Linked DNA regions of Mus musculus: regions 2, 3, 4, 5, 6 and 7 are each linked to region 1. A link is a loop called in an ENCODE intact Hi-C map of the cell type or tissue named here. Cell type or tissue: left cerebral cortex. All regions are shown on one strand. Region 1 overlaps Hecw2 (HECT, C2 and WW domain containing E3 ubiquitin protein ligase 2). Region 2 overlaps Hecw2 (HECT, C2 and WW domain containing E3 ubiquitin protein ligase 2). Region 3 overlaps Hecw2 (HECT, C2 and WW domain containing E3 ubiquitin protein ligase 2). Region 4 overlaps Hecw2 (HECT, C2 and WW domain containing E3 ubiquitin protein ligase 2). Region 5 overlaps Hecw2 (HECT, C2 and WW domain containing E3 ubiquitin protein ligase 2). Region 6 overlaps Hecw2 (HECT, C2 and WW domain containing E3 ubiquitin protein ligase 2). Region 7 overlaps Hecw2 (HECT, C2 and WW domain containing E3 ubiquitin protein ligase 2).

Region 1 (4,000 bases):
TGCTGCCCCGGCGTCTAGCGGACAAGGCGGCGGCGGCGGCGGCGGCGCGGCTGGAGGTGAGCGGGCCGGGGACCCGTGGCGATGCGGGGGAGGAGGTGACGGTGAAGGGACGCGGGCAGCTGGTGTGCGGCTTGCGGACGACGCCTAGAGAGCGAGCAGAACGGGCGCCTGGGGCCCCGAGCGCGGGGAGACATGGCTCCGCGCGTCCCCGCCGCCGCCGCCGCTGACTCGACACAATCGGCGGCTCGCGCGGCGTAACCGCGGGTGGGCGGCGGCACGGAGCCGCCTCGGGAGCGCCGAGGGTCGCGGCGTGTGAGCATGCCGGCTCAGAGGCGAGCCGAAGACCGCCTCTGAGACGCTCGCCGGCCCGGGGCGCAGGGTGGGCTCCGTGACGCGCGGCCGCCCGCCTTCCCCGCGGCGCGCGCTGGCGGCTCGCGGCGACTGCGGGGCGCGCTCCCGCCTCGACCGGGTCCCCACCCGCAGCCCGCCTGCCCAGGTGAGTGCGCGGCTCGCGGCCCGCGCCCGCGCCGCAGGTAGCGGGCGGTGGCTTTGTCTCGCTCCCTTGCGCCCTGGTGCGGTCATGCATTTGACATTCTGCCCCTGAAGCGCCGGGCACCAGCGCCGGACGCGCCTGCTGATTCGGTGATCCCCGGGAACTGGGACTTGGGGGCTCGCGTGAGCATCACTCGAGGGAGAGGAGGAGGCTGCGTTTGCTTTCTGTTTGGAATGTGTGGTGAGCATCCTCTGCTGGAGCTTGGGGCCTGGAGCAAACCCGGGCTGCAGATTTAGACGTAGACGTTTGGGAGGACGTGCAGCTGCAGAGGTCTGGCTCCTTATGCCTGGTCTTCTCCGTTCGCGGTGCTCAGCCGCCTTTCGTTTATTATGATTAATTTTAGGAACACCGTCACAGGCACAGTTATTTCTTTGAGAGTTGGGAGTCTTTGGAGTCAGCACAGAGAGCTCACGAGTAGAGTTATAAGGGTTCGGTCAATAATAAACTTGGAAAAGGACAGCGTCGGTGATCGTATGGACAGAGGTGGACAAGAGGCAAACTTCACCGCGGCCTTTAGCCTTTGTGGATAAGATTTCTGCTTTGCTCTGCTAGAGTCATGCAAACTCGGAGTTCTTGTATGTATGCCTTTGCCAAAGTGTAAAACTTATTTTTCCCTTTTCTTGAATAGTTTTTTTTTTTTTTTTGTTTTGGTATTTTGTCATTTAGGAAAAAAAATAGAGTAACCAGTAGTCTTTTATTAGAAATTGTAAAAATTCGGTGTATTTGTTTGCCCTGTAAATATGATTTTCTTTTTACTGTTTCTCCTATTCCCTGAAGGGCTCATTTCTTCTATTGCCTAGAGAGTCAGTCAGCCTCTGGCTCTCCCTTTCCCCTCCCCCAACAGATGGCTTTATGTGCCAAGAGGTTATCTTTAAAATGTTACTCACATTACTTACAAACAAAGCAGGCTTAGTTCTGAAGTTTGTGTGTGGAGTTATGAGAAGAAGAGGCCTAATTGGATAGGGATATTATTAATGGTGTAAAGACCTGGATCTTGCTAATCTGTTTGGTCATCAGAAGATTCCTGCAGAGATTGTTTATATAGTGTGGGACAGATGGTGTCCCTAGCAGACAAGAGAAGCCAGGCAGAAAGGGGCATTGTACTCTTTATTATTGGGAGGTGGAACAGAGTGGGTGAACGGCGAGAAAGACATAATTTCGACCTCTTAAAGGAGACGTTTGTTATACAGCAGCCTAAACCATTTCTTTCTTTTTAACGTTTAAAACCTTGTCATTGAATTGTTTGTTTTATTTCTACATCGGCTATGATAAGACAGTTTAAGCAGTCACAGCAACACAGATGCCTTTGTACGCAAAAGTATCTTACCACTTTTTGGGAAAAAAAACAGTCCCATTTCTATTGGCCCTTGCATATACTTGGCACCTCGGACTCATAATGTCTCCCAGCTGCAGGGACTTCAGTTTCATCCGCATCAGTCTGAGTTTGTTTCTTTCATATCTCCTTGGCAGGTGTTCTAGCACGGTGCCCAAACTTTCATCTATGGCTGTTCCTCTACTTCCATAGTGATTCACCTGCTCTAGACATTGGGTTTTCTATGGCCCTGTCACAGGTCAGGGTGCCTCTTGGGAGGAGGTCTTTGTTAAGCACTGTGATGTCAGTGAGGAACTTGAAATTATTTTGAACATTTGGTAATCTAGCTGTAGGTTTTCTGCTTCTATTGCTAGTGGGCATTTCATGCTCTAGATTGCAACTTGATAAAAAATTTGTTTTCTTTTGTCATGAATGTGAGGGAAAATATTGTAGTAAAGTGATATCTATCAGCCACAAGACTAAACTTAGTGATCAAGTAGAGTTTCATTAAGTTGTACAAGAGGCTTAAACTCAACTCTGAAGAACTTGGGCAGTGTGCCTTAAAGAGGAAAACATGCATTCTTACTCTTTTGAGACTTTTACACCACTGACCTTAGCAAATAAAAAGAAATCCAAGCAAGTTGTTACTGTAGTTGAGGATAGATACAATGGCTTTCCTTCTTGGAGACTGTGTTTTGTAGGAGAGATGACTTTTTGGCTCTGCCTGGTATTGAGTGTACTTGGTCATCAGTGCAATGATCTGATACTTTAAATCCTTGCTATTAGGTCTGTGTCTGACTTCTGTGTCTTCATGTGGTGGTCATTTCTGTCATGAATTACTTCTTTAAAAGAAAACATGCTTGGGGCTTGGGACTCTGGCTGGCTTGTAGTGCTCAGCAGCGAATTGCTGCCAGTTTCCTTGGAAATAGAGGAGGTGGTGGGAACCTCTGCTAGAATTGGGCAGGGGCTAGCACTGAAGTTACTTTGTTGCTAGGCATGAAGTTTAGTTGCTATTGCAGGGGTAGGGTTGCTTCTTAAGGCTCAAGAAACTGTATCAGGATGTGAAAGAGAGGTTAGAGAGGTAACCAGACTTTCTGGTTTGCCTATGATGGTGCCATTTTGTCACTGCAAACTTTTAAAAGTGTCATTATGTGATCACTCTTGAAATGAAGGAGTCTGTCTTGGTTATATTCAGCAGCCCTCTCTTGACCCCAGGTTCCACTTTCTTTTTCTCTCTGTTCTTTTCATTCTTTGTTTGAGACAGGGTCTCATTATATAGCCTAGGCTATCCTTGAATTCAAGTTCCTTTTGCTTTATCCCCCAAAATACTGGGATTACAGGTGTGAACCACCATGCCTAGCTGACACCACATTTTGAGTCTTGCTCAATGACATTTAATTCTTTTATTTCTTATATTTTTGGTTATGAGCCTAGCCTTTAATGGCTGAGCCATCTCTCCAGCCCAATTCTTTTATTTCTTAAATATACAGTAAGAAAATATTTGAATCTGAAAAATATGTAAGGAAAGAGACATAGTAGGGACGATAAAGTAGCTTGCTCTGTTTACATATGTCAAGAGAAGCTGTGCTAAGTCACAAAGTGTCTGCCATTGTTCTAAAGCCCCATCACTGTCTTTGAGACAACAAGAATTACCTCTTGTCCTTTATTTAAGACTGACACAAATTAGGATGACCTGTGATTTGGGAGGACAGTTGCACCAAAACTTGCTTGAAAATTGAATGTTTACATGGTGCTCACACACATGAGTGCCTGCTTCACCATTTAATGTGAGACACAGTTCTTGGGTATTTACAGAGAATCCAGAACACAAATGCTTCTGTATAGTCTTGACTCCACATTCTTGTAGTTTGGACAAGAAGGCAATAGGAGAGCTTTTGTTTTCTGTCCTCTCTCCTGTCTCCAGTTGGGTTTTGGTCTCAGCTTTTCACAGGACGCACATAAGAAACTATTTGGTGCATCTATACATTCTGTGGAATTTTATTGTACAGGAAACCTAATGAGGGTTTGGGCTTTGTATATATGAAGTTTGTGGTGACTGCTTCTGTGACCTTTACTAAAAAAACATGTATGTAACAGTTCATTTGTAGTGCTGGACAGTAGGTATTAATTATGGT
Region 2 (4,000 bases), 270 kb after region 1:
GTGATAGTGTCCAGGGCAGGGCTTTATGGGATAATCTACACTTCCTAATCTTTTTTTAAAGCATTTGTTTAACCGTAAAATTTTCCATGGCATGGCCAGCTTCCTTTCCAAAAGACTTGTCACGGTCCTATGGTTATCATTTTCTCCAATTAGTGGGAGAATGCCTCGGGCATCTAGAGAAAGTCTTTTGTTGTTTGTTTTTTATAATAGTAGTAATGTATAGCATATTCTTCGTAATGATACATCATAGCAGGAAGCAGCTTGAGTCTGGATGGGCTGGACAAACTCAGGAGGAGAACCGGGACCCACACTCCGTACAGAACACACTCTTCATGGAGGATCCAAGAGGCATAGGCCACTTTTCTGAACTGTGATATGGGAGAGTTGAATTGAGGATGTTTTTCTCAGTTAAAATTATTCCACGTAATGGTTCTTGTTTGGCAGTTAGTTATTATGTATCCATTAAGTGCCTACTAAATGTCAAGCACTGTGTTGGGCATTGGAGATGAGACAGTAACTAAAACAGATGTGTACAGTCCTTTCCTTATAACTCTTATAGAACACTCATTCTCTACCTTAAACATTGCTTTTGCAAATCTTCCCTCATTAGCATCACTAGTGGTTTTTGGCAGAAAATGGAGACGCAATCATTTTATTTTGACAAGAAAATGATGGATTTATTAGATGACTAGGTGTCAGAAAGTAGAGGCTAGGCCTTGGGATTTGCTGCTGGGCATACTCACCAGTGTGCAAGCACTTCTGTATGTCAGGGGCTCCCTGAATGGTGTGAATACAGCGGTGAATAGGAAAGGTGCATCCCTGTCATTGCACCAATTGCAGCTGCTATGGAGTTCTATCAAATATTCTGATGTAATATGCGTGTAATACCTGTTTGAACTCCCTGTTCAGCAAGAGTATTGATGGCAACATGACATTCAGGTATCCCACAAGTAGAAAATGGCAGTAAGAGGAACACCACCCAAAGCAGCCTGGAATCACGGAGACTGTGTGTCAGATGAGCTTGTAGTACAGAGGATGCCTGACAGGGGCTTCCTCAGTGGGGTAACGTGTATCTCATCCCCAGTCTGCCATCCAGTAGCTTCTTCTTATGGTAGCTACTTACCTTCATATCTTCCTCTAGTAAACAGGGTTTGTGCTTCCTCCCTGGTGGCCAGGGAAGTAAAGAGAACAGATCCCTAGAGCCCCGGGAATGTGTACATGTTCTTCAGTGAACACTTCAGGTGGGAAAGCAAACTGTTGGACAGCATCAGTCTAGGACAATAATATCAACATCATAAAAAGATATGTCTCAAGAACTTACTTATGAATTCAGATGAATTACAAATTGATAAAATTTTATATATATATATATATATACACACGCATATATATGTATGTATATTTGTTTACAAAACAAAGCTCTATATGTTGATGCTGCAAAGCTGACTAAAGGCTCTATAAAGTAGTGGTGCAGAGGCATCTCTTCCCAGAAGAGCCGGTAGAGGGCAGCGTGAGAGCAGAAATAGTGTGACTTGATTAGCCTTTTGGTTGTCTGTAATTAGTTGTCAATCAGCTGACTCAGGATAGGAGTTCCTTGTATTTGAATCTGGAAAATAGACATGGACTTGAAACAGCTGGATAATCCTATCCTTATGCCAGCCAACAGCCTAAGACCACCACGAAGGCAGGCCAAAAAATGAGCAGCAGGCCAGTTGTGATCAAGCCTAGCACCAGACATGGGATTCGGTACTCTCCCTCATTGCAGAACACCTGAGGTTTGTACCTGAGAGTCAGTAGGTTCCCCAGGAATGAGAGCATTATCTCTAGTCCCTTATTTTGCAGATGAGGAAGGTAAGGTCAGCCCGTGCGCACACACACTTACACACACATACACACACACACACATACTCACAATAGGAGCTGCTGTCTGGAATCAACCTGGTTTTATATTCTCATATTGTTCTCTCTTCTTTAATGTTTCCTATAAGGTGACTTTCTTTTTGTCCCTGGGCCACGTTGTGCTCCAGCCTGTATTTACTTCAAATTCTGAAATGTTCAAGGGACAGCCTGTGGGTCTGGGGTGGCCTGTGGGAAGAAGGCAAAGGTACACTCGGGATGAAGGGCTGTTTCTTCCCCTGCAGGGACCAAATGCTCAGCTACAACCTTGGCAGACGGCTCCCAGCTGACCACGTGAGTGGGTACCTCCAGTTTAAAGTGGAAGTTACATCTTCTGCTCACGAAGGTGAGGTGTCTCTTGCTGCATAAGCACACACTGTCCATTGATAGTTGGCATTTAAATGGAATCATTCTGTGTCCAGTGCTGGAAATGGAATGGCTTTCCAATGACTGCCAGCTTCCAAAGCACTTAGGAGAGTCTGGTTAGCAAAAAACGGCTCCAAGAATTACGTTTGCGTTACGAAGGTAGTCTGCAGAGATCGAACCTATACCTCCTGTGCCAGATGTTACACGGGATACTCATTTAGTGAGGAGTAGTGAGTTCTAGCAGCCAGTGACACGTCAGAGTCACCTTTGGGATGACTGAACTCAGCAAACTTGTTAGTTTCAGGACAGTAGGTCTTTCTGTCTTCTATTGAATGCTCACCAGTGCTGCTTCCTCACTCAGATGCTTCTCCAGAGGCTGTCGGCACCATCCTCGGAGTCCACACTGTGAATGGAGACCTGGGCAGCCCTTCCGATGAGGAGGATATGCCAGGCAGCCATCATGACAGTACTATCTGTGCTAATGGGCCAGTGTCCGAGGACAGTGTTGCTGATGGCACCCCTAAGCATTCTTTCAGGACTAGCTCTACCCTGGAGATCGACACGGAGGACTTGATCTCTACTTCTTCTAGAAATTCACCCCCCAGGGGCCGCCAGGATTCCCTCAATGATTACTTAGATGCTATTGAACACAATGGCCCCGCCAGGCCAGGGGCAGCCTCCTCCTCTGAGCGGTCCATGGGAGCCTCTCCTAAACTGAGGAGTAGTTTTCCCACTGACACAAGACTCAATGCGATGCTTCATATTGACTCAGACGAAGAAGACCATGAGTTTCAGCAAGACTTGGGCTACCCATCTTCTTTGGAGGAGGAGGGAGGCTTGATCATGTGCAGCAGGGCGTCGAGAATTGATGATGGGAGCCTGACATCTCAGACCAAACCAGAGGATGACAACCCTGTGGAGAATGAGGATGCCTCTATACATGAAACTGCATCCTTAGAAGAGAGGCTGGAGAATCTTCCAGAGGTTGCAGATGGCTCCTTGCCATCAAGTACAGCCCCTGATGAAAATGAAGCCAACCTGGAGCCTCAACCCAGTGCAGACCAGGGTAGCACTGAATTGTGTAGCTCTCAAGAAGTAGATCAGCCCACAAGTGGTGCAGATGCAGGAGCTTCTGACACATCTGGAGGGAGCCGCAGAGCTGCCAGTGAGACCGAGTCCCTGGACCAGGGATCTGAACCTTCCCAGGTGTCCTCTGAGACAGAACCCAGTGACCCTGCAAGGACAGAGAGTGTGAGTGAGGCCAGTACCAGACCTGAGGGGGAGAGTGACCCGGAAGGCGCAGACAGCTCATGCAATGAGAGCGTGACTACACAGCTGTCCTCCGTGGAGACACGGTGCTCATCTCTAGAGAGTGCGCGATTTCCAGAAACCCCCGCCTTTTCTTCTCAGGAGGAAGAAGATGGGGCCTGTGCAGCTGAGCCCACCAGCAGTGGCCCCGCAGAGGGGTCGCAGGAGTCCGTCTGCACTCCTAGTTCTTTACCTGCTGTGCAGGTGCCCAGCAGGGAAGAGGAAGGGTCAGCGGCTGAAGCTGCTGCTTTATCTGAGCAGGGGGAGCTAGGGGAAGTCTGGCAGAGGAGGGGGAGTCTTGAGGGAGCAGCCGCTGCTGCTCCTGCTGCTGCTGCCACTGATAGCCAGCCCCAGGAAGATGGGGATGCTGGGGATGCCCAAGGTGCCTGCGAAGGGGCCACTGCCCAGGAGGAGGGCGCCACTGGAGGTA
Region 3 (4,000 bases), 64 kb after region 1:
CCATTGCTCTTTTATTTTGATTATCCATTTGACTAATGAAAAACTATTTTTGGCATGCCTTTTACTAACTAATCCCGGGTACATCAAATGATAGCCTGAAGTTCCAGACAGGTTCGCTTGTCATCAAGGGGACTGGAACATGGTCTTGAGGAGAGGGCTATTCTTTTGCTGGAAGTGAAACTGATGCAGAAGCTGGCGATGTGAAGGATGGGAGACTGGGAGTTCCTGGCAGATGCAAGAACAGTATAAAGAATATTGTGGTAAGCATGAGCGTGAAGCAAAGAGAGTACAGATGACAACAGCTCAGAGTGTATGGAAGTTTCTTTCCTGTGCAATAGTCAGGGTTGGGTATGGCAGTTCTGGGTTACAGAAGCCTGACAGGCCTGGGCATAGAAGCCTGAATCCATCCAATTCAAACGGATTGGCTCCTGGTTAGGGATTTTTGAGCTCTTAACACATAGACACACACACACACTCTCTCTCTGCCTCACTCAAGCTATTTACCAACCATCCTTTGTATGTATGTATGATAGCCACCATCTTCCTGTTTTATATTTAGCTACCATCTATCTAGTCTAATCCTACCTGTGGTCTCTCTAACTATATTTTAAAGTATATTAAAAGGTAGTTCTCCAAACCACACTATATGTTGGCTTTATCCAAAAGTAAACATAAGACTCTTGAAAGAAGGGACCTGTGTTTGGCATATAGAAAGTTGACTCTGATTTTAATAACACGAATGAATAAGGCAGGCAAGGTGGAAGGCTGGTGACCAGGCGGCTCTGGTGGAACTTCCCTGAGACCGACTATGACAGCTTGGACTGTGTAGGGACGCTTGTCTACTACACAGAATGAAGGAAACAGGAATTAACTATTTTAACTAACCATCTGCTGGTAGACAGGCCTGAACTTCAGAACTTTGTGTAAAATGTAAGAACTTCAAATGTCCCTCAATGTATTTCATGACGGTTGCAAAGTTAACTAGAGCTTGTTTAGAACAGGACAGCTAGGCAAGTAAGTATGCTTAGTCGTTGGTTAGAGGGACTGCATGTCCACATGCTCCTCTGAAGGATGGAGTAAGTCGTCCAAATCCAGACAAGTATTGCTATTGGTAAGTATAAATTTATTATTTTTAAATCAACTGTTTTTTTTTCTTTTCCAAGAGTCTTGAACTTTTATGTGAAAACTTCTAATGTAAAATGTTAACCTCTAAATTAAAATTAAAATACATAGAGAGATTTAAATGCACAGACAGAATAGTCAGTCCAGTTTGGTAAAGGCTGAGCAGAAACGAGGTCTATGAGTGGGACTTGGTTTGTGCGGTTTATTGGTGGTCTTGACCTGAGACCCTGAGATCTGATGTCCAGAGGTCACTGATGCGACGCTCTCTGTCTCTGAGCGCTAGGTGTATATTTTTAACAATTGTTATTATTTATGTATATTCCCCAGTATGCTTTCCAGTTAATTATTCATGGCCTTTTGAGCTTGGAATGATGAGGATTTCCTGTTCAACATGTAAGGAAAAAAGGTGCAGATAGGTTGCAACTGGTCCACAGTGACAAAGACAATGAGTACAGAATGCCCAGACTGCACCTTGACTAGTCAGTGTTACTAAATGTCTTTAAGTGTATGTCTAGCCATGCATTTGAATTTCTGTTACCAAACAAAATTGAGTCATTCGTCAAAACGAGAGGGGAGGCACTAGCATATATTTTATCTATTTTCTTCCACGCATGTGCTGTGACAGTCCCCTAAAGGTCCATTTCTAATCACTTTTGCCATTACTAGGGATGGGCCACCATAGCCACCAGTCCTTTGAGCTGGATGGCTCTGCTCAGAAATTACCAGAGTGTACCACTGATGTAAATGCTACAGTTGAATCCAGTACAGGAGCATTGATTCCATATGCTGTGGTTTCTATGTGTGGTTAGAACCCCCACCCTCTTTCCCTTTGTTTCTGAGCCTCTGAGGACATGATGCAAGAGAGGCATGGCCAGAATCACTCTCATTGGTTAACTTCCTTTTTCCCCTTCTTCTGGGTAACCGCAGCTCCCTATCAGATAAATGAAGTATCACTTGACAGTTTAGGAGGTATTTCACTAAAACAGAAAAGGGAGAGGAAGCCACAGAATGCTTGGATGCCTGGCTGCTGCCATTCATGCATGCCTAAGATGTTGAGTCAAACTTTTAAATAGTGAACTCAGTGCTGGAGGGTGGGAAGCTGGAGGGATGTGGAATCTCTCACAGTGTTGGAATTAGGAAAAGAACCAGGCCTGATCACGCAATTGTAACTGCTCTGACGGAGAGCAGATAGAACAATGAACAGTGACGCTCAGACAATGCCTGGGACTTGTACAATAGAAAAGCCTTCTTTTATGTTTTGTTTTGTTGCCTATTTTGAGGGAGCATCGTGTTCTAGAGCCTGGGTATTAATTCTGAGATATTGGGGTTGTAGCCCCAAGGCTTTGGCCAACAAGCCTTCAGCACTGACTTTGAAAAATCTAATAACTTTTGGTAGCTGTGGGCTGCACCCACTACATTTCCGAAAATGTAGGCACTAGTATTAACTTAGTAGTTAATTACTTGTTTGGCAGGATCTCTGCATTTATAGAATCGAGTCTATTAAAGACATGTTTTGGGAAATGTAGACTGCATTTATTGAACGTAGCTTCTGGTAAAGCAACTATTTACAGTCTCCGTAAACAAAGGTGTAAGGAATCCTGATCATACGTGTGTGTGTGTGTGTGTGTGTGCGTGCCCGTGTGTGCACACAATGGTGTCTGTGTGAGGTTAGGGAACAGCTTTTCAGGAGCTGGGGCTCTCTTTACCATGTGAGTTCTGGGAGTCAGACTTAGTTTATATAGCAAGCACAGTCACCTGCTGAAACACCTCTCTGGCCCTTCCTTCCATATTTTTTTAACATGCTAAAATTCTCAAATAGGAGACCAGATACTTGTCATGTCTTTGAGCATTAATTTACATGACTATTTATCCAGTTTCAACCAGGCCATAAAAAAATCACTTAATATAGTTCATACAATCGTTTAATAATCATTTGTTATATTTTACAAAGGTACTCGCCAGCCATATTGGCAGCAGTTCTTAGAAAAATTGTGTCTGCAAACAAGTTGGAAAGCTCACCAAAGTTGACCAGTGTCAACCTTCAGATTGTTAGTTACACATAACATATGACTAGGGTTCCCGTAGACTCTGAAGATTAGTGGACCAGGCAAAGTGAAACTGGTCATTTCCAACAATTTCCTACTTGGTAGAAATTTGAAACCAAGTGCTCTACCCTGCTGGTAAAACTCCCGTCCATCACTGCAGTCGTGGTAACATGGAGCTGGGAATGGTGTGGGAGGTTAGTACTGAAGATGCTGTTATTGGTCTAAGGGATTTGGTACGGTTAGAGCAGTGGTTCTCAGCCTGTGCGTTGTGATCCCTTTAGAGTCAAGTCACTCTCATGGGTCACATATCAGAAATCCTGCATATCAGATGTTTACATTACGATCCATAGCAGTAACAAAATTACAGTTACAAAATAGCAATTTTATGGTAAGGGGTCACCACAACAAGAAGAACTGCATACAAGGAGGCAGCATTAGGAAGGTTGAGAACCACTGTGTTAAGAGTCATGCCAGAACCAGAAGGGAAAAAGTACTTTGTGTAAATTTTTCCATTAATGAAACTTTCCAGTGCGTGTTGAGCCCCTCCCCTATACTGAACTACTTCTCGAAGTGGACTCGCATTGTTCAGGGTTGAAATTTTCCTGCAGGTTTAATGTTTCTCTGAAATGCATCAGTTTACAAAATTTCAATCAGATGTAATATATCCTGTGTGTAATAAATATTTTTGCTTTAATATAGAATACTATTTTAAATTATTCACCCTTGGCTAAGATTGGACTCTCCAGGGACGTTCCCTTGAGGTTTCCAGTGGCCTTCACAGAGCGTGAGCTCCCATGTGGTGCCTGAGGTTGTAAAGAAAGTCTCCACGTGAT
Region 4 (4,000 bases), 130 kb after region 1:
TTGTTACACACACACACACACACACACACACACACACACACACACACACACACCATCACATAAATGGCTGTATACAACCTACTGAGTTAAGCTTTTGTTGTTTATGTGTGTATACAGTTTCCAGGCTGAATATTTTGCATGGAATAACCAACTAGGAGGCTCTTCCCTGGAAGAGACTGACTCTCCCTCTCTCCATAATTAGTTTCCTGTAGTTCTTTGTTTAGGGATAGGATTCCAGTAGCTTTCCCCTTGTGATGTAATAGGGCGACTGAGCTTGTCAGTGTTCAGGTCTTGTTTAAGCAGTCAAATTGTTGGGGTGTAATGGGTATACCTTTCTTGTCATTTCTTGGAGAGGCAGTCTCAGCAGACTCTTCAGTCTCTTCTGAGGAGTTCGCTAAGCCTTACGTGCAGGGTTTATATTGAAGATGTGTAGACTCCGCACTATTGGTTGATCTCTGCTGTCTAGCACTGCTCTTCTGTGGCAGCACCCACCTGTTCTTTTGAAGCTGCCCTTCCTGCCATGCCAGGAGTGAGGGGGCATGTGACCCACTTGGTGTGTGCTTGGTCCTCTTGGGTACGGTGATGTGTTTGTAGATAACACTAACCCACAAGAGCCAGTTATAGCCAGTGGGTTTGCACCCGGGCCACCTTTGTGCAGTTCTTAAGGAAGAGATGATCTTTTCACGGAAGTTAAGGTCAGGAAGATGGAAGCTGCAGCTGCTAGCACATGTGCAGCCATCACCAAGGTAAGAGCTGTCAGAAGGGAGGACCATCGAGAGAGAAGCATAGATGGGACATGGAGGCAAATCTGGTTCAGCTCTGAGACCCGCCCTAGAACTTTTAGTGACATGAGTCTCTTTCCACTTTTCCCCTTTTGCCTCCAAACTTCCTCTTCCTCTCATCTTCTTCATCTCCATTCCCTTTTTTCCTATCTTCCTTCCTTCTCTTCTCTGCTTATGATTTTCACCTGAAACTGTTCTTTCGAACAAGTAAATGTTTCTTAAAAAAAAAAAAAAACTAAAACAACAAAAAAACCAAAGAAACAAAAGGCAAGTGAATATTTTTGAAGTGTTTGTATACATGTGTGCATGATGGGGGCAGAGGACTTTGAGAATCTTCCTCTGTTGCTTTCTCCCTTCTTCCCTTCCCTGAGACAGGGTCTCTCAGTGACCCTGAGATTCACTTTTGAGGCTGGGCAGAGGGCTCCTGGGATCTGCCTGTCTCCACCCTCCAGTCCTGTGGTTACAAACGCTTGCCGTGTTCCCTGGCCTTTGGTTGGTGAGCTGAATTCACCTGCCCGTGCTTGCACAGCATTTCCCTTTCAGGGATGTGTGTGTGTGTGTGTGTGTAGTACTTTTTAATATAGTCTGGAAACATGCTATCATTAAAAAATGTACAGTGGTCTAATAAATACAGCAATTTCCTTTAATTTGTACTTGATGACATTTGTAGTATTCGCCCACTTTTTCTGCCTCTGCCAGACTTTATGTAGCTGGTGGATGTGCACTTCATACATTTTCTGCATATTGTTAGTAATAGGCATCTCATTTTTATCGAGAGGTATATTTAAATACTTATTTTTCACCAATGGTAAATTAATTTTATGATGCTTCATGAAGCATTTGATAAAAATATACTTGTGAATGTAATTGGCAGTAACCAATATCACTAGCGTACTGGTTATATTTGATGTTTGGTTTTTTTCTGTTTGTTTGTTTCCTACCCTGTGGATCAAGCCTTGGGCTCAAAAATGCTACTCAAATGCTGTACCATGGGGCCCTAGAAGGCTGTGTTTGAAAGTGCTGGTTCTGTGAATAGCTATTCATAGTGAGCTGATGCTACTCTCCCTCACGAGTTGTTTCATTGGAGGGCTGTATTCTAACCTAAATGGTTTGGGAAACAGATTTCTTTTCTGGCTTTATAAAACATTCTAGCCACATTGTATTAGGCAAAAATCCTACACTCCAACCCACATTTTCTGGTGGTGTGCCATTTTCTAAATATGTCCTGTCTGTTCCAAAATGAGTATCAATAGCTGGAAGCAGATTTTGTTAAGCAGGAGAATGTTAATTTTGCACTTGCAGTAGAGAGTGGCACTCAGTTCCTAGACTATATCCTGTCCCTGCATTGAGTTTTCAAAGGATTTATTTTTTTATTTTTCTCTTCTTATTCATTTATTGGTTGTTTGACATGCTGTAGCCCAGACTGTCTTTAAAATCTTTTTTTTTTTCAAGACAGGGTTTCTTTGTGTAGCCCTGGCTGTCTTGGAGCTCACTCTGTAGACAAGGCTGGCCTCAAACTCAGAAATCCACCTGCCCCGGCTTCCAAAGTGCTGGGATTAAAGATGTGCACCACCACTGCCTGTCGTGTCTTTAAATTCTTCATTCTCCTGCCTCAGACTCCCTATTGCTGGGATTACTTGCACGCCTACACCTGGCTTTGATATAGGAAACTTGGGAGAACAGTTTCATAGTTTTTTGGGTTTGTTTTGTTTTGTTTTAATTTTGCATACTATCAATAAGAACACAGTTTTTAGTTCTTTGAGACCTGCAGCATGCTCTGATCATATTTACCCTCCTCAATCCAATTCTTATCTCATTCGTCTCCCCTTTCCCTTTCCACTGAACACTGAGTCTTGCTTTCCCTCCTTCAAGGCCAGCGCTTGCTACCAATGCTCTTGGATATGTGGCCTTCTGCTAAAGCATGGCTGGTTTGTCTGGGGATACAATCTTAGAGAAAGCCAGCCCTCCTCCCTCAGCAGCTAACAATGGCAAATAGCTTCTGTAGTATTGGTGGAACTTTGTGCCATATCTACTGTCCATGTTGGGATTTGGTCCAGGTTGGGCTGTCATAACTACTGTGAGGTCATATGTGCACCTGTCATGCTGGGTCTAGAAGACACTGTTTCCCTACAGCCAAACACATCCTCTAGCTCTTATACTCCCTCTGCTTCCTTTTCCACAGTGGTTCCCATGGTCCTGTGGAGGAAGGGGTACAGTATGCATGTTCCATTTAAGGTTGAATATTCTGCAGTCTTTCTGCACCTTGGCTAGTTGGGGATCTCGGTGTTGATCATCATCTACTGAAAACAATTGAGTGATGCATTAGCCTGTGGGTATAAGTCATTAGGAGTTGGTTTAATCCTGTGCTCAGTTAGCAGAATAGTTGTGGTTTTCACCTATGATCTGTGATATTTCTAGCCATTGGTTCTTGTCCCCAAATGGTGTTAGACATAAATTTCATCTGTGGAGCAGGACTTCCTTAAATCCATTCAGAAAGTGGTTGGTCACTCCCATAATGGTGGTGTCAGTGTTGCGCCAGTAGACATGTCTTGTCTTGCCAGTGCTTTGCTATACAATTGCTAACCAATGCTCTTGGATATGTGGCAGAAGGCTACATATCCAATTATTGTAGCTCACATACATGCGTCATAGAGCATGGAGAAATCAAGTTGATGCTGACCTAGGAGGCGTACACATAGTGCTGGCTTTTATAGTGCTGGAAGGTACCATGCATTCTACCAGAGGAGAAAAGTAATTGTCAGTCAGTTTTAAACCCCATGAGCTACAAAAAATTTTCCCTAAATGGCATGTAAATACCAAGTATGTTAATTCACAATCTGTCTGTTATGTATAGGGCAGAGGATGTAGGTAAGTAGTATGTATTCATGACAGCTTTTATTTGGTATCTAGTATAAATGAAAGAAAGGGAGAGAGAGAGAGAGAAAGAGAGAGAGAGAGAGAGAGAGAGAGAGAGAGAGAGAGAGATATTGAGAGAGATTATGCCATAGCTGAAATCTAGAACTTAATTCCTAATTTTTTTCTTTTTTTTCTGTTTTTCAGATAGGACCTTATACTATAGCACAGGCTACACTAGAACTTCAGGCAATCCTCCTGCTTCTGTCTTTTGAGTGCTAGGATTAAAGGTATATGGGTATCTACCATATATGTTTTCCAATATACTCCTTTAAAGCCCATTGCTCTCTTCTTTGGAGTCCATT
Region 5 (4,000 bases), 260 kb after region 1:
GGTGTAGGAGGCACAGGAAGACTGTAGAAGTGTGCATTACATCTTGACTTGTATCAGTGATGGTCACCTATGATGCTGTATAAGGTTTACCTGTGGGTACATCAAAGACAAAGAAGTATCAAACCAGAGACACCCAGCATTGGACTGTGGTGCAAATGAGAAAATTATGGATAAAACCAGATTTTACCCAGAAATTGGTGCCATGGAGGAAGAGAAATCTGCAAATAGAAATGGATCAATTCAGACATAAGATAGGAAAGTGAGGATTTATGTCCAAGATGCAGAGTCGGTGGATGAAAAATTACTAAAGGGGCCAAGGGGATACAGTAACTCTTGATAAACTAACTTAAACATAACTTTTGCCAAAGGCAGCCCAGGTGACCAGATGGCAGCTTGAGCCTGGTGAGAGATGAGGAATTTGATGTCATGTCAAGAGTGATGGCACACTGAGCAGAGGGGTGTCCACTAGCTAAAAGATGTAGAATTTTTATAATCTACCAAGTAGGAGACAGAAGCCTCAGGTCAGGCCTGATTAAGCTGAGGGCTCACATAAGCTTGGTTTGGGAAGAAAACTTGGTAGGATTTAATATGAATTTCATAATTAAATTCTGTGTGTGATTTCATTTTCTATATATTCAGAATCGACTCTGTTTCAATTCTGTCTCTTGTACTATGCACTTCTTTTGACAGAGTACCATGAAGAACTTTATTCTTAGAAATCATAAATTGTGCACTAATTGTACAGAAACTGAGAGAAAGATCTAGATTTGCTTTGTGGTCTTTAAATTACTGGCTTCATATAAGATTCAATTTATTAAAAAGTTTTTAAGAAAAGATGATTTGTACGGTAGCATTACATGGTCATGTTACGGCTAGCTCCAATAGCCAAATGCCTACACTACAATACAGCAGAAGCCTGAACACGGGTAGGATGCCTATGTGAATACTCAGAGATATGAAGTAAGGGAGGAAGACTTGGCACATATTAATGAATCTGACAAAAGTCAAGTACTTACTCCTGGCTTTCTTATTAAATATGAAGGAATTTAATGTTTAGTTTCAGTAGTAATATAAATATATTCATTTTGCATCAAGTATATCCAACCAAGCATGGTGGCACTTTCTAATAATCCCAACACTTGAGAGTAAAAAGGAAGAAGATCTTGGGTTCAAGGCTAAATGAAATTTTGGGCTTTGTAGAGAGCAGGTGGAGGATACAGTGACCTTTCCCAAACCAACATAAGAAAAATTACGGCTGAACACAGGCCAAAATGGCCCGGAATTGGGGGATGATGGCAGTTGAGAAATTTGGTTGAGGTGAGATCAAGAGTGATCTCATCTCAAAGGTCGGGAGTCTCTCCAAATGAAGCAGGCCAGCTTGAACTACAGACCAAGACCTTGTCTCAAATGTAACAGAAACACTGCCACCATCAACATAAGTGACATACATGCACACGCACGCACATGCACACACGCACACATAAACACACACACACTAGAGAGGGAAAGAGAAAAGAACAGAAAGAGTTGGTCTCAAACTTATGATTCTTCCGCTGTCTCATCCCCCTGAGCACTTGATTATAGGAATGTGTACCATGCAAAACTATACTCAAAGACAGAACACACGGTAAAGTAGATTGATTATATTAAGAAAGATTTCAAAGTTCATATTTTTAATGGGATAAAGATTAAATATGAACCTTTGAACTATATTTTGGAACCAATATTTTCATATCTGTTCTAAAATTTGAAAAATTGAAGACATGTATTATAATGCATTAGAAAAAAAACTCATTGTTAAGTCCAAACAGATGAGGGTCCCTGGACCATTAGATAACAGTATGAAATTTCACACACATTTTTCTCCTCAGATGGGGGCCGAAGGCATGGAAGGAGGTGCTTCAGGAAGCCTGCACTCTAGGAAACTCGTCAGCTTCACATTGTCAGGTAGGTGTCTGGCTGTGGCCTCCAGTCTGAGGGTGTGCAGCTTCAATGCAGGACACCATCATTCTCTACGTCTCATATGGTCTGCACGCTAGCTTATTTTGAGTTCTTTTGGTCATACTTCTGGAAAGTCAAATATATCTTACTGTGATAAAATTAGATGATTGTTATGTTTAGAAAGTACTCTTTCTACCAGGTTTTCTCTTGAAGGAAGGACTGTGAGCGTTTTCATGAAATTAAAAAGATAAATTTAACAAGTAAAACGATAATGGTTTCCTGTTTGACGAAACATGCCACCAGCTTGTGCCCAAACCATCCAGGTACAGCGCAGTTTCAGGCTGAGTTTTGTTTTGTGGTTTGTGAAGTTGACTGAGTTGAAACTAGCATAGAAGTAAGTGAGGCTTACTACCAAAGGGGAAATATCTTGATAAGACACAGCTTACACAAACTGATATTTTTGAGACAAAAAGTATACATATCAATATTTGGGTGCACTGGGCTGCAACACAAAAAGGTGAAGTTTATTTTGTACATAGGCACTGTCAAAAAATTTTGAAAACCACTGAACTATCAAGAATGAGTTGGGAAAAAAAAAAAGGAATGAGTTGGAACATGGTTATACAACCACGAATGTTCTAAGAAAGCCAGTGCTTGAATCTGAGTGGATAACTGGGTGATAGTTATACAAAGCCTGAAGTTTACCTGACTCTGTAAAGAAACTTCTTGTAGGTGTAGCACATCTGAAATTCAAGTGAGACTCTTCTCGTCACTGCTTAAATAATGAGGCTCTATATCTAAACAGAGAGACTGTGAGAGCATCCACCTCCACCCACCAGCCGAGCCGCAATAGTCACTGTCCAGACTGGGCACATCCACCCATCGCTGGGTGTGGTCTTTTTGTTTAGTGATGTTTCACTTCCTGTGGGCTGTTCATTCAAAGGCTTCATTTCTTTCCTTCCTTCACCTTCCTGATGAATTTCAGAAGCTGTCACCTGGTGGGTGGCTTATGGTTCAGATTAGGCCAATAAATATATTTTGTTTGGGATCTTTGGTTTTTCAAAGTATCTGGGCAAGATGCTTTAAAGTACCTTCATTTATGGTAGCATTTGCCTAGCACCAACATTGCTTCCTGAAGACATGTTGTGCTTTAGACCTGGGACGTTTTAGGGAAGGTATAGGCACCGAAGCCTCTGGTGATAAAAGGGAACAGTTAGCCCCTTGAGTGTTGACTATACTCTTTCCATTTCTTAGGTTAGAGCTATTGGATGATGTGTTGGGTTGCTGTGTATCATTTTTAACTTGGCAGTCACATATTGATTTTGAATTCGAAGGAGTGCTGTTAACTCACTGCAGGATAATTACTTTCTGGAAAGTAAAATCACAGGACATCTTCCTCAAAATAAGCAATAAGCTCTAGGACATCAGTGAGTCTGTCTTTAGATACTTTGGTAGTATCCCGCCTCTGTGCAGATAGAAGCTGGCTGCCTGTGATATGTTTTTCTTCACTAGATAGACATTTGCTGAGTGGGCAGGAATGGGTAAAAATCATAGGAGATGAGCAGAATTCTATAACATCAATTCTAAATCGATTAAAGTGATTGTAGACTGACAGTGGGTGACAATATTTGTCTGAGAGCATTGACCTACTAGAATGGCTGCCTGCAAATGCACTATACCTGACTATCTAAGAATAAGGAAGGGGACCGAGAATTGAACTGCACAGTTTCAGCAAAATTGTGTCTTGATTAACGCCTTTAATCTTATAATAAGGCTGAACCTGGGGTATTTAGCATGCATGCCTTTGTTACTTGGAGTTCTTCTTTGCTTTGTTATGTGTTGTGGATTACTTATGAACAACGAAACAAAGGAAAATAGAAGCAAGAACAGAGATGAGATGAATTCAGGGGGTGCATCGCCCAATTACAAATCCTCAGTTTATCACCTGCATTGATGAAGATCCATTCATCTGTGCAGTGTCTCACGGGCGAGAGTCAGCATCAAGCAGTCTAACTTTGACACCTTCTTCACCGTGTCGTTAATCTGGTGACAAAATCCT
Region 6 (4,000 bases), 74 kb after region 1:
GTTGACCTAATGTGGGTCATCATGACTCACTCTCTCCCTCTGCTCTGGACTGTTATTCTCTTTTCTGGGTCTGTCCAAATCCCTCACAGTTATACTGGGCCTCGCCAGACTTGAGGCTTCTCATTGTTTGCTTCTTTCTGCAGTTACATGTTTAGCTATATACTGCTTTGCATTGTGTTCATTGTATTCTAATTGTGGGAGTATTTTCTCACTAGTAGGAACCAAGGAGAATTGGGAGGTGGAATGTGCTGAGCATGCAATAAATAGTTTCTGACTTCTCTGTAGATCACTAGAAAATATTTGTCATTGCCACTATGACTGTGGTAAATCTGTGGTTCAAGACAGCAAAACTTATATACAAAATATAGGAGATTAGGAAACAGACCATCATTAGGACTAGAGAGACAGCTCAGTAGTTGGAAGCCCTTGATGCTCTCACACAGGACCTGGGTTCAATTCCCAGCACCTACATACTGGCTCAGAACCACTTTTTAACTACAGCTCCTGGGGATCGGCTCACTTCTTCTGACCCCCTTGGGCATCAGGAATTCATGTGGGTCATTTCTTTGAAGTCAATCATGCCTAAGGTATACAGATTTTTTTCCTCAGGAGAGAATAAAGTGCAATAGTGGAGTGGATTGTGCTGTGGTTTTCTTGGTTTGAAATCTCTTGTTAGGGGTACACTGGAAAAATCAAACCAGGTTATAGGCTTAGTTGTGAAGAGTCATCCTTTGTATCTTGCTAACTAATATGAAATACTAAAGGAGGAATGCGAAGGAGTATGGATCAAGCTTGCTCTATGCTTCCTCCAGTCCTAAAAACCTGGAGTATTCCATGTGAAAGGAGAAACGTCCAAATGTTTTACTTCTTTTAGATTTTTCAAGTCATTTTTAGTTATGTGTATGTTGCATGTCTGTTAGAGGTATGTGCACGTGCATGCAGGTACCCACAGGGGCCCGTGGAGTCAGCTCATGCTGGGGTTGGAGGTCTAGGTGGTTGTGAGCTGTCTGATTGGGTGCTAGGAACCAAGCTCTTCTGAAAGAGCAGCCTGTGCTCTTAACTGCTAAGTCTCTTCTACAACTGATTGACAGACAAACAAGGAAAACCCCGAATGTTTAGCTCTACAGGATGCCATTCCTATGTGTTGTTCTTCCATCATGCAGTTTTCCAGGTTTCACAGTGCCCACTTCTCACACAGGGCTGGCAAACAGTTTCATTAGTTGTTTTCATAAACTTTGTGATTAAAATATTTTGCGAGTGTATTTTATTCCCGTTGGGAGGGACAGTATTGAAAAGAGAATCCCTCAGGTTGCCTCTCTCGGGGTGTCATAACCCTTGTTGCCATGGTCGCGGAAGCTGAAGCTGACGCTTGTTCTGAGTGGTGCGTTTTCCCTTACCTTTCCTCAACTCCTCCTCCCCCAGTTCTCTTCTGACTCTCTAGAAACTTCTTTGTATTATCAGCCTTGCCTGCCTGCCTGCCTGTCTCTAATAGCCCTGCCTTGGACCACACAGTTTTCTAATGTGATACTAACATTGCAATAATCCAGTTATTGCCTTTGGGATCTCCCTTGTTCTGAAATACTCTTTCAGTTCTGTTTGTCTCTTCAGTCATGCCTAGCATGCAGGTATGCGCTTACTTGTTTAAGGCACCACGTGAGCCAGAATATGGCCCAGCTCTGCTTTGTTCCCAGAATGTGAGTGTGGTATCTGGGAGGCTCTGGTGTTTGCTGTGTGAATGGCATGAGCAGTGCAGGGGCTTAAGGGTGGAGTGTGGATTAATTTGCATCTCTGCCTGGCAACACATTGCTCAATCTTCATTCACAGTCATTTCTATTTTAATGATTCCAGAAACATAGATGAAAATACTGATTAATGTTTTCTTAAGTTTATTTATTATCTCTGTAATGCTTGTGGTTTTATGTTTAGTAATTTAGCATTCCAAGAATAATTTATTTACTGTGCACCATCATCATCATCATCGATTAAACACAAAGTCTAATTTCTATAGGCTTCCAAGAGAGGGAGGGAGGAGCCCTTAAAGTCATCCCTGCTAAACACTTGTGGGTAGGACTCGGAGAGGAAAACTACCAGGGCTAAATTAGTTTCATATTCCTAATTAAAACCAGTGCTGCACAATAATTAAGATTGTTTGTCCAGAAGCTCTTTTGGGTTTTTGATCATATAATACAAAAATAATAGTTGTTTAAAAAGTTTACTTATAATAATACTCATATTTGTGGAAAATAGATATAAAAACAAAAATGCTTTTTATTATTTTTGAGGGGTGGAAAGTATCTTTTTATTATGAAGTATAACAATTAATGCCATATATTAAAGGAAAAAAAAACCCCACAGTCTCATTGAAACCATTATTTATTTTCATGCATTTGAGCCAGAGGCTTATTTAAGCATTCCCTGATTTATTTTTGTCTTGAATTTGTTAGAAATATGCATTACAGGGTAGTAATTGTGGTTATTTTGAATGTTCAAGGTGGAATATTCAGAAGAAAAAATCCTGTAGGAATTAATGGAGTTCTCTTCAGGAATAAGGAAGGTAATAAGGGGGGTGGGAGGAGAGTGCCCACCCTTTATTTTGAAGGCTTCAGGGCCAGAGCAGCAGGCAGAGATACAAGACCAGAAGGCTGGGGGCATTCTGGCAGGATTTGTGCATCCTTACAAGTCTCCGTGGGAGGCTGGGATGAAGGAATTAAATCTGCCAAAGGACCAAAATACTGTTCTTTCTTATTATACCCCCACCTCCTCGTCCTACACAGAACTCTCTGCGAACACTGGAGCTTTTTATAGTCCAAGAACTTTGAAAGTCAGCCTTCCCAGCCCATGAGTTCCAGGGAGAATCCAGCAGCTTGCTTTTGCCAGCTCTGAAATCGTGATCTTGAAGAAAATGTTTAGTGGCTCATATTTTAGCTGAGGCCCAGGGTGGAAATACTCAGTTTGCTTGTCTTGAGTGTGCCTAGACATGCATGGACACGCACGAGCAGCCCCCGTTGATGATGGTTCTTTTCTCTCAGGTGCTGATGTGGTGAAGGGGTAGAAAGGCAGTTGGTAAAAGTAGGTCAAGAGAGTGAACTGGAAAAATGTAAAGTCCTACTGTGTATGCCTCTTTCCATGGTTCAGAAAGCCGCATTCTTTCAGAGCCCTTGCAGGGGGGTAAAAATACCTGCATAAACCGGCCCAGTTATTTACCCCATACATAAACTGTAGAAATAGCAAAAGCAAACACTACAACACAGTCGCCTATCACAGAGTTTCCTATGACAGTTTTAAAAAACAAAGCAGGCTTCCAGGGCTTATTGTTACCAAAAAGGCATGATTGCATCATAGGAGAAGATTGTCTGTACAAACTCTTCAGTGGACTGTTTTAAACCATCTGATGATGGGCCAAGAAACAGTGAGTTGACTTTCCCTACTAAGATAAAGGTCTTTCTCCTGTGGGAGGAACACTCCTCAGGGCCTTCTTTTCTAATTGTGAGTTTTTTGCTTAGGTGTAATGTTAACATGCAATTTGCAATTGGTTGTTTGGAATAAAATATACTCACTTGGCTCCTGTCGGCCGGCATAACAGTATCATTAATAGTGTCAGGGGCTGGTTCTTGCCCATGGGATGGGTTTCAAGTTGGGCCAGTGATTGGTTGGCCATTCCCTTAGAGTCTGCTTCACCTTTGTCCCTGCACATCTTGTAGGCAGACTACATTTTGGGTTGAAGGTTGAATGGTTGGTTGGTGTCCTTATCCCTCCACTGGGGATCCTTCCTGGCCACAGGAGGTGTCTACGTTAGGTTCCATATCTCCCACTACTAGGAATCTCAGCTAGAATCACCCCCCATAGACTCCCTGGAACTTCCCCCATCCCAGGTCTCTACCATTTCCTAGAGATGTCCCCCACACACAACGATTTCTGTGTCATCTGCCTCTTGAACCTGTTCCTCCCACTCTGTTCTCCTCCCCATCTCCTCTCCTACCCAGTTCTCTTCCTCCTTCCA
Region 7 (4,000 bases), 280 kb after region 1:
GCCCTTTGACTAGGCAAAGAAGCGCCTTGGACCGGTGCATATCAGTAGAGATTTTGTTTGAGTGCTCACTTGGTCTGCCCAGAGCCCTGGGTTCCTACCCAGTTGAACTAAGTATGATGTATTCCTGTAACTAAGCCCAGGGAGAGAGAGAGGCAAGCAAGGAATCACAAGTTCAAGGTCACCTTTGGTTTCCTAGCAAGCAGGGGTCAGCCTGAGTTACATGAGATTCTATGGTATGGGGGAGGAGGCTGTCTGCATTCATGTATATGTATCTGTGCATTTTTTAAAAAGTAAATTTGTCTATATAGAGGAATTATAGTGCATGCTTTACAAGTAACAGTAATGCAATTTTATTGCTTTTTGCCACCCTTATTAATGTACAAGTATATTGGAACAGGAGTGCTTTGTGTTGACAGCAGTAAAACAGGAGAGTTGGACCCCCAGACTCCTGCCACTGAGGCCATTGCCCTTTTAGTTGTGCCAGGAAATACATTTCTTCACTTTGTATCTGTGAGCTGTTTCTGATGCAACAGCTCAATTTGATGTGAGGTTTTGCTAGCCTGTCATCTTTATCAGTTTCTTTGGCTTACAAAACTTTCTCTGTAAAGGGGCAGTGAATAAACATTGTAAGACAAGGCCAGTATGTAGATCTGTGTGCCGGGAGGGCTTTTGCAATACCTTGTTTGTAGTCAGACAGTTGGCCCATAGTCTGGACAGGTCACAGAACAAGGAATCAAGCCCTGGTTTTCATTTGCCACTTCCTGCAGTGTGAATTCTTTCCAACCCACAGTGAGTTCAGACTACTAGTGGCATCACTCAGTAGGCTTCTGACTTCTGTGCCTTGGTTGTCAGCTACAAGCTCCTGTCTCTGCAGTATCATTAACCAGTTGCTGAGCTGTGGTTCAAAGCTGTGGTTTTTAACTGGGCAGGTGTTTGTTTGTTTGTTTTTGTTTTTGTTTTTCAGATAAATGCAGATTGTGGGTTACTTGCAGGCTCTGGTCTAACAGGGCTGCAGTGAGTCCCAGGAGTCTGTGTGGTCCTTCAGGTAATTAAGTAAACATAGCCTTGCATGCCTGGAAGAAGCTGAGGCCTGCAAGCCCTGGACACTGGCATACAGCAGCTCAACTCAGGCTTTCTTGCACACTCTCTTTTCATGAGGTGCTAGCTTTCTCTGTTCCACACTCGGGTGTGATTTTAAAACTCCTTTCTCTGGAGAGCGCATCTCTAGTTAAAATACTCCTCTCTAAAAGCTTAGCTTTTACTTTATCTTTTCCTTCCTTCTACCCAAACTGTGTTCATTACTGGTTAAAAAGATGCATGTCTATAAAATTTAAATTCTGTGGGTTAGGAAGTCTTATTTTCTGACTTGTATTTGGTACACGTTAAAGTTTCTAGAATTTTCGTTAAGGTCTTAGGTATGGATGTATAGGCATAATCTTTTTACAGATACAGTTATTTTGTTTTTCTTATTTGGAGAATAAGCAGCAAATATTATAAAGTAAACTTTCCTGAATTTTTAATTTACTTTTTATTTTCTTAGTTTTCGATTGAATTCTTTGTGGTATACAGCTGTTTCCATAAAGCCTTATCTATGTTATTGGAAATATTCAACACTCAAAATTAAGTGTTGAGATTTGAAACTCTCCTTGTTTATTAAAACAGTTTGGAAAAATAAGTTGTGTTGAAAAGTCAGCATGGAAAGCCTATCTCATAAAGCAGCAATCTGCAAAATCTGTACCGAGAAACAAACATAGACAGACATACGGTTTCCATAGCAATGAAGCAAACTGAGAGGTTTCCATGCTTTGCCTTGTGTTATGGTAACTTTCACGCAGATTCTACTGCCCTCTTCTGGTAGAGATCAAAATTGTCTCCAAATTAACACAGGATTTTGTTACTCCTGCCCAATGTTTTAGAGTTGAGATGCCTGTGTTTGTCTAACTTACATTATACATAAGCACATTTAATTATATGTAGCAGAATGATATTTTCAACATACATGCTAAAATTATTACCCTGATTTTTAATGGTCTTTAGAAATGCATTCCTAGCCAGGCGTGGTGGCGCCCGCCTTTAATCCCAGCACTTGGGAGGCAGAGGCAGGTGGATTTCTGAGTTCGAGGCCAGCCTGGTCTACATAGTGAGTTTCAGGACAGCCAGGACTATACAGAGAAACCTTGTCTCGAAAAACCAAAAAAGAAAAAGAAAAAAGGAAAGAAAGAAAGAAAAAAAGAAAAAAGAAATGCATTCCTTATCTAAATTTCTTAGTTCTTAATAAAGAAAAGTTATTTTAAAGTTTATAAATATCATCTTAAACATACTCTTAGGCATTAAGAGTTACTTCTGTTACCCAGTTTACAGGGGTTTCTACTAATGTAAGTTCTCCTCCGGGTTATTGTGAATCACTTTAAAACCTGGTGAAACAATTTAAAATTATAAGATCTAAAATCAAATTAATTAAGCATAGTATGAATGCAGACTGTAGCACACAGGACTCTTTCCATTTACTAGCTGGCCTATTCTGGAACCAGCATTTCTTGCTTTTGTTATTAGTAAGTTTTGCTTAGTGAGTCATGTACAACATCAGTGACACTTGCTCTTTATAAACATGACAGGCATTTGCTAGCAAGTCACTGAGGTTATCTTCCAAATCTAAATTCAGATCACCAATGCTTGGTGGAAATTTTCTGAGCTGAAGGTGTTGTTTGGGAGTGGTGGAGTTAGTGGCATTTTTGAAACTGGCAGAATTAGGCGAAATCCAGAACTCCAGGAGCTTTGGCCACCACATGGAGCTTCAACATCAACTGATCAAGCGTCAGATTGTTGCCCACAGTTGCACTGTGGTTGAATACTAAGAACTGAGCGGTTCATATTTTGCTGCCAAACAACCAAAGAAGCGTTCCCTTTAACTTAGTTTCAAACTTCCAAAGCCTTACACAGTAGCCAGAGATGACACATTTAAACTCTAAGGGGATTAGTTTTAGCAAAATTCTGCTAATGGAGCCCTTCAGTCAGCCATGGAGTCCTGATTTCTGACTGGGAAGTGGACATCACAGAAGCGTGAGGCTGGGAAAGGTGAGAGGATGGGAAAGGCAATCTTGGAGTACAAAGGAAATGGCTAAAAGGGGTGTTTCTTCCCATGATGAAAAACCAAAACTTTATGTTGGTCAGAAATCATTTAAAGGTGCTGCTCTCCATGTAACGTTTGCCTGCTCAGTTCACTTCAGTGGACTCCACATTTCAGAATCCCAGTGAGATTGTCCATGCAGAGCCATGAGATTGGGTCATGAAATGTGTCTGTGTTCTAGCCTACTGTTCTGGGCGAGAAATCGATCCATTTACCTAACTAGAACCACTAACCCCCAGAGGGGAAATGAGGAGCCCTCTTTTGTCTTAAAGCAGGGCCTTGCCAGAGTCACACACACACACACACACACACACACACACACACACACACCACACCACTAAGGCCCACTCGGTCAGTCGGAACCCACTTGCATAGTGTCTCTTTGCTTCCTCTGCCAGTTTGTTCTAGCATGTTCTTCGCCCTTGTGACTTTTGTTATTCTCCCTCTAATGGACCATCTTCCTGCTTTTGAGTGCTCTGGTCTGTGTGTCCTCAGAGTTTCACACAGGCAAAACTTAGCACATAGTTAATGACAGGTAATGAGACCCCCTCAGTTAATAGAAAGTGGGCAGCCAGCCCACAAGCTTCAAAGGCTGAAAGTAGAAAATAGTTTTACTACTATATTTGTCTGTTCTAACATAGCTAGATTGGGAGAATCCCCCATACAGCCTTTTAATTACATATATCATATATTTCATAATGGCCTTTACCTCTTCAAAGCAATTTCTTAATCTTTATTCTACTGGTTTTGAGTCTTACTGTGTTATGAAAAAATTAGAAGGCTTATTATTAGTCCTTCTCACAGTTGACCAAATTGAGGCAAACGAGATTAAGTGTTTTTGTCGTTGCAGCTATAACAACATAATTTTATGTA

Evidence for each region. Peaks named below come from ENCODE experiments on the same cell type or tissue, not always from the same donor. Only the 100,000 strongest peaks of a DNase experiment are listed, where the experiment ranks them.
Region 2: it touches region 1 in a loop (2.1-fold over the local background); 5 of 42 quality-filtered maps call a loop at or near these places.
Region 3: a loop joins it to region 1, with 2.0 times the contacts of the local background. A loop is called at or near these places in 4 of 42 quality-filtered maps.
Region 4: it touches region 1 in a loop (2.6-fold over the local background); 3 of 42 quality-filtered maps call a loop at or near these places.
Region 5: a loop joins it to region 1, with 2.3 times the contacts of the local background. A loop is called at or near these places in 2 of 42 quality-filtered maps.
Region 6: it touches region 1 in a loop (2.9-fold over the local background); 6 of 42 quality-filtered maps call a loop at or near these places.
Region 7: it touches region 1 in a loop (6-fold over the local background); 10 of 42 quality-filtered maps call a loop at or near these places.

What each region holds. Positions count from the first base shown.
Region 1 is chr1:54,191,032-54,195,031 of GRCm38, reverse strand. It overlaps Hecw2 (HECT, C2 and WW domain containing E3 ubiquitin protein ligase 2), which reads left to right. Exons shown (of 29, transcript NM_001001883.3): 1 at 1-56. Among named protein-coding and RNA genes, the nearest start is that of Hecw2, 2.0 kb to the left of the region's middle. In left cerebral cortex, no CTCF peak of the experiment used is centred here; DNase peaks (open chromatin) are centred at 736, 1,446, 1,596 and 2,015; H3K4me3 peaks cover 2,563 bases; H3K27ac peaks cover 2,134 bases.
Region 2 is chr1:53,925,307-53,929,306 of GRCm38, reverse strand. Hecw2 (HECT, C2 and WW domain containing E3 ubiquitin protein ligase 2) reads left to right here. Exons shown (of 29, transcript NM_001001883.3): 8 at 2,142-2,242; 9 at 2,624-3,997. Among named protein-coding and RNA genes, the nearest start is that of Mir7681, 78 kb to the right of the region's middle. In left cerebral cortex, a CTCF peak has its summit at 1,502 (motif pointing right); a DNase peak (open chromatin) is centred at 1,517.
Region 3 is chr1:54,127,232-54,131,231 of GRCm38, reverse strand. All of the region lies in intron 1 of Hecw2 (HECT, C2 and WW domain containing E3 ubiquitin protein ligase 2), which reads left to right. Among named protein-coding and RNA genes, the nearest start is that of Hecw2, 66 kb to the left of the region's middle. In left cerebral cortex, no CTCF peak of the experiment used is centred here; a DNase peak (open chromatin) is centred at 2,211; H3K27ac peaks cover 965 bases.
Region 4 is chr1:54,063,620-54,067,619 of GRCm38, reverse strand. The region is part of intron 1 of Hecw2 (HECT, C2 and WW domain containing E3 ubiquitin protein ligase 2); the gene reads left to right. Among named protein-coding and RNA genes, the nearest start is that of Hecw2, 130 kb to the left of the region's middle. In left cerebral cortex, no CTCF peak of the experiment used is centred here; a DNase peak (open chromatin) is centred at 1,938; H3K27ac peaks cover 902 bases.
Region 5 is chr1:53,935,005-53,939,004 of GRCm38, reverse strand. It overlaps Hecw2 (HECT, C2 and WW domain containing E3 ubiquitin protein ligase 2), which reads left to right. Exons shown (of 29, transcript NM_001001883.3): 5 at 1,872-1,947. Among named protein-coding and RNA genes, the nearest start is that of Mir7681, 88 kb to the right of the region's middle. In left cerebral cortex, no CTCF peak of the experiment used is centred here; DNase peaks (open chromatin) are centred at 2,025 and 2,284.
Region 6 is chr1:54,117,530-54,121,529 of GRCm38, reverse strand. The region is part of intron 1 of Hecw2 (HECT, C2 and WW domain containing E3 ubiquitin protein ligase 2); the gene reads left to right. Among named protein-coding and RNA genes, the nearest start is that of Hecw2, 76 kb to the left of the region's middle. In left cerebral cortex, no CTCF peak of the experiment used is centred here; DNase peaks (open chromatin) are centred at 1,413, 1,671 and 2,790; H3K27ac peaks cover 1,325 bases.
Region 7 is chr1:53,907,141-53,911,140 of GRCm38, reverse strand. All of the region lies in intron 13 of Hecw2 (HECT, C2 and WW domain containing E3 ubiquitin protein ligase 2), which reads left to right. Among named protein-coding and RNA genes, the nearest start is that of Mir7681, 60 kb to the right of the region's middle. In left cerebral cortex, a CTCF peak has its summit at 1,860 (motif pointing left); a DNase peak (open chromatin) is centred at 1,842.